2 separate regions of the Homo sapiens genome follow, and region 2 is linked to region 1. Evidence: chromatin loops called from intact Hi-C (ENCODE). Cell type or tissue: dorsolateral prefrontal cortex. All regions are shown on one strand. Region 1 overlaps CDH23 (cadherin related 23). Region 2 overlaps CDH23 (cadherin related 23).

Region 1 (2,500 bases):
AGAAGCCAGGCCTAGCCCCGGCGCCCGTTCTGCCCCGCAGTGCTGGATGTGAACGACGAGACGCCCACCTTCTTCCCGGCCGTGTACAATGTGTCTGTGTCCGAGGACGTGCCACGCGAGTTCCGGGTGGTCTGGCTGAACTGCACGGACAACGACGTGGGCCTCAATGCAGAGCTCAGCTACTTCATCACAGGTGCTGCCCCGGCCTCCGCCCACCTGTGCAGGCCTCCTGGGGCCCTGCCTCCACCCCTCCCAGATGGACAGCCAGACTAGGTGGGGGCAGGTGAGGGTGGAAAAGAGGTCAGGGCTCTACTGTTGGGCTTTAGCCTCTGGTGGTGCCTCCCGAGGATTTGCTCCTGGCTCTTCCCAAGGGCTTTGCAGCTGGATCACTCTGGACTGGCTCCCTGGGGACCTCCTGAACCTGTTGGTTGCAGGGACGGGGAGCATCTACCAAGGTTCATTCTAGAGGGAGGTAAGGCCCCATGATTCCTAGGGAGGAGCCCTGAGCCCCACTCCCCGCCCCAAGTCTGGGTGACAGAGCAGTGACTTGGAGGAATGTGGCCTCATCCTTCCTTGGGGACCTGTTGAGAATTCCCACCTGTTTAGAGGCAGATGGTTTTGATCTCCCTAAATGAAATGGTTTTAGCTCAAAAATGTTGCCTGGCTGTTGTCTGCAGAGCTGTGGCCACAGATGATGAGGCCATGTCCTGGCTCACAGGGGAAAGTGAGCTGCAATGGATTAGTGATGTCTGCCACAGTGGTAGGATTGGTAGATGGTGGCGCACATGCCATGGGTTTGCCATTCCTGGATGAGAACACAGCTTCTTAGCCTCCCCGACACACGAGAGATGCTGGGACACATGGGGGTGCAGTCTTCCCCATTCCTCAACCCTCTTTGGCCCTTTTACTGGCTCAGTCTTCTCTCTGTCCATGACCTGCCTACCAACACACATGTTGCCTCTGCATATGTGTGCCTGTACACACGAGCAGGGCACACACCAGCCTTCCCAATGCCTCCCCATGAAGCAAGGATGCCCAGCTCACAGCCCATCTGTGGCTTTGCTGCGGCCAACGTGACCTCCCAGCCCTCAGCCTTCCCTTTCTTCCCTCACCTCCCTGAAGGGGCCCAGCACCCTCAGGCCCACTCCTTACAGTCTGGCCCTCAAGTCGGCCCTAGGGAGGGCTTAGTTACTAAGACCCCTCACATGGCACCAGCTCCGTGGCTCCACTGCCCACACTATTTACGTCCTAGTTCTGCCCTGGGCTCCCCGGGAGTCAGAGTGTGTCCCTTGCAGATGGTACTTCAGACACTGGGGAGCACTGGAGGTTTGGGGGTCAGGAGGCTTTCCCTAGGGGCAAACCAGCAAGAACAGGGGGAGCACCTGGCAGCCTGCAGGATGACTCTTCAGCACCCCAGAGTGGTGGGCTCCCGCTGACCTGCCCAGAGCCCTCCCGGATTTTCAGTGCACATTCTGCAAGGAGCTGAGCCCAGTCCTGCCCAAGCTCACCACAAAGCTGGTGCCGTGGCGCCCTCTGCTGCCCAGAACACCACACTGCTCGCCAGCTGGCAGGGGAGGGGTCTCCACGCTGTTCTGGGAGTTCCTTCCTGACTCCCGTCCACCGCGAGAGGAGACCCTCACACTTCCCACCTGTCCCAGAACTCAAGGAGACTCAGTAATCCCTGTCTCCTGTACACCTGCCTTGACTCCTCCCTCTGTGGAGCCTCCATGTCCCCACTCAGGAAGCTTCGCTCCTCAGCCCATCTCACCTCCGAGATGAGGGGCCTGGGGGATGCTCAGCCAACCCCAGAGTTCTCAGCAACATATACAAGCCCCTATGCAGGTTAGCTGCTCAGACGCTTCTGCAGGACGGGCAGGGAGCAGAGGGGTGAAGGATAAGCCCAGGGACCCACGCATGGAGAAACCCAGAGTGGCACAGGCACATCACTGAGTGAGGGGTTCTCCTCTGTGAGGTGGAGGCTAAATGAAATGGTCTGCATGAAGTACCTGTAAACAGGAGGTGCTTCGTGAAGGTTAGGAACGGATTCCAGGCATCTGGCACCCCCGCTGAGCCCACCCAAGCTGCACCCGCATCAGAGCACCTCAGGCAGGGCCGAATCAGCAGCACAGCCTCCCACTCCTGGACTCACCATCGCGGGTCCCAGCTCAGGAGCAGAGTCCCCGCTTCCCCTGGCCGGGAGCTCTGTTTCCCAGCCGGAAGCTTCCTCTCCTTCACCCACAGGTGGCAACGTGGATGGGAAGTTCAGCGTGGGTTACCGCGATGCCGTTGTGAGAACCGTGGTGGGCCTGGACCGGGAGACCACAGCCGCCTACATGCTCATCCTGGAGGCCATCGGTATGCACCAGTCCCGCACCCACCAACACAGTGATCTGGGCAGAGTTCACACAGGGTGCCTCCCAGGAGCTGGCCTTTTGCTAAAGGCTGAACTCTGCCCAGATGCCAGTGGAGAAAGGGCCACCAGGCACTCACCAAACATTAC
Region 2 (2,500 bases), 220 kb before region 1:
CGCCTGGCTGGGTGTGTGTTTTTCTTATAAAAAGTGGTCTGAAAGTTGGTGGTTGCAGAGTTGGTTGGCTCAGGGAATGAATGACACCATTAGAGACCTCAGCTTTTTCTGTCTTTGGCCATCCGTCCTGCATTGACCTTTTGTGCTCAGGCTGCCATGTCTGCGACATTCCAGGCAGGTGCAAGGGAGGAGGAGCTGAAAGCTCTTTGTTTGAGAGGATATTCCCACCTGCTCCCAAGCCAACTTCCCCTTCCATCTCATTGGCCAGAGTCAGCCAGGGCAGGTGAGGCTGTTTGACTGCCCCAGCCCAGCAATGATTCATGCCCCGAGGCAGGAGATGGTCCTACCTCCACTGGCTGTCTGAACAGATTGGGGCTGTGTGGGCAGAGAAGCAGTGTGGGGTGGGATGGGCGTGGTTGCCAGGTAGGCACATCTGCCATTGTGGGTGGTCATGCTGGAGTCCCTTACTCCAGATGGGTGTCATCCTGCCCTCAGGGTGCTCCAATTCTATGACAAAGCCACATTTGAACAGGAGGTTGTCCAGGCGTCTCAGTCTGAGATGCTCATGCCCAGCTGGCACTTGAGAAGCCACAGAGAAGTCTGACTTATCTTCCTGGGGGACTAATTTTATTTGCAAATGGATGGAGAAAGAAAAATTTTATATTAAAAGAAGCATCAATATATTTGGAGTAGAAGACAGAGTTTATGTAGATTTTCAGGTCAGACCCACTTGACCCTAAGCTCCTGGAGCCACGCCTGTCCTGTCATTATGTAGATGTCAGTGACAACTTATTGAATGGATAAATGGGAGAATTAAGCTGCGAAGACATTATTAAACACAAGACTCTGAATCAATTTCATCTTTGGGGTCTGCCTCTTTGGGGTCCTTATTTCCAGAGGTACTAGTCCCTGTCTCCTCTGCATCTAGGGATGTTTTGATGTGAATTACTGAATGAACAGGTTATTTGGTGGAGACTCTAGGCACTCTGGGATTACAGAGGAAAGGGAGGCAGAAGAATGAATGTGTGACCATCAGGGAAGGCTTCCTGGAGGGGGTGGGCCTTGAACTGGGAAAGATGGGATGAGAGGAGGGGAGCAGCCTGGTGCTTTTGTAGCACAGGCCAGCCTAGAGTGGGGGCAGGAGGCGGGGATTATGAGGGGACACATGACAGGGGCTCGAGGGGACACATGACAGGGGCTCAGCTGCAAGTAATGTGGCATAAGGTGACATCACTGTCTACCAGGGTTTCCCCAAATATCATCTTACACCAGACCTCCAGCAGAGTAGGACAGGTATCATAGTCCTCATTTTCTAGATGGGAAACGGAGGCTCAGGCCATAGCCACAGTTGCATGGTCAGTAGGGGGCGCAGCTGGACCTGACCTGGTGTGTCAAACTCCAGCGCTGTACTCTTGGGCTACTCTTCATTGTCCTAGGCCAGGGTCTCTAGAGACAGACTGAGCTGGAAATTGCTGTGCAGGAGGCTTACGGGGGTGTGCAGGAGTGAGGGAGCAGGACTGGGCAGAGGGAGAAGTGGAGCTGCAATGCAGCTGCTGGAAAGGCCTCAGCCGACCCTCTGGGGAGCCCTGGGGAGGGGCTGATCCCTGCTGAGCAAGAGAGCCAGGCCTTGGTACCTTCCCACCAATCACTCATTGGGCACAGACTGCCCACTGGGAGGGACACAACCCTGGGCCAGGCATATGCTCTGTACCCCTTCCCCTGTTGGCCTCCCCCACCTCCCCAAGGTGCATCTAGAACCAGCTGTTTCCCCTGCCTGGAATGGCCTTCTCTGCTCTCTCACCTCTCACCTCCAACTCATCCTCCAGGTCCAAGTTCACACGTCATTTCCTTTATCTCTAAAATCTACTGTCAGAGATATAGCAAAGTGCAAGACAGTAGACTACTACGTGTGTAAAAAAGAGAAATAAAGTGTATATAAATATATATGAGTGTGTATATGTGTATACAGATGACCCTTGAGCAATGTGGGGGTTAGGGGTGCTGACCACCACACAGTCAGAAATCCTCATATAACTTTTGACTCCCTGAGAACTTAGCCCAAGCCGTTCAGACCCGTGTTGTTCAAGGGTCAGCTGTACATGCACATACATACTTGCTTACATGGACGTGACATAAGCGTGTCTCTAGAAAGAGACATAAGAAACTGCAAACAGCGGTTCTTGCAAAGGGCTGGATGGGTAGGAGGCTCTGTGTTCCTTTTGAATTTTGAATTATGTAAATTAATGGCATAATAAAATTTAAATGAATCAAATAATTATTAAAAACACAAGTTTAAAAAGAATCGTTAAATCATTTGGTGGGGTGGGGCCTAACTGCTCACTTTTCTCCGTATGGCCCTTATCACCATGGTAATGAAATAATTCATGGTGTGGTTATTTATTTAGAGTTTGTTTCCACCCCCTGGTTGTAAGTGGTCTTGCCCACCATGGGAACCCCATGCCTAGACACCCTGGTGAGCCTTGGAGGATAACCAGTCATC

What was found. A loop is a pair of places that touch in the nucleus more often than their neighbours do. Peaks named below come from ENCODE experiments on the same cell type or tissue, not always from the same donor. Only the 100,000 strongest peaks of a DNase experiment are listed, where the experiment ranks them.
Region 2: it touches region 1 in a loop (2.1-fold over the local background); 15 of 110 quality-filtered maps call a loop at or near these places.

What each region holds. Positions count from the first base shown.
Region 1 is chr10:71,706,857-71,709,356 of GRCh38, forward strand. It overlaps CDH23 (cadherin related 23), which reads left to right. Exons shown (of 70, transcript NM_022124.6): 26 at 41-193; 27 at 2,242-2,355. Among named protein-coding and RNA genes, the nearest start is that of C10orf105, 12 kb to the right of the region's middle. In dorsolateral prefrontal cortex, CTCF peaks have their summits at 1,551 (motif pointing left) and 1,750; DNase peaks (open chromatin) are centred at 106 and 1,525.
Region 2 is chr10:71,485,316-71,487,815 of GRCh38, forward strand. All of the region lies in intron 3 of CDH23 (cadherin related 23), which reads left to right. Among named protein-coding and RNA genes, the nearest start is that of CDH23-AS1, 25 kb to the right of the region's middle. RefSeq lists enhancers at 1,084-1,584, 1,585-2,085. In dorsolateral prefrontal cortex, a CTCF peak has its summit at 1,366 (motif pointing right); a DNase peak (open chromatin) is centred at 1,376.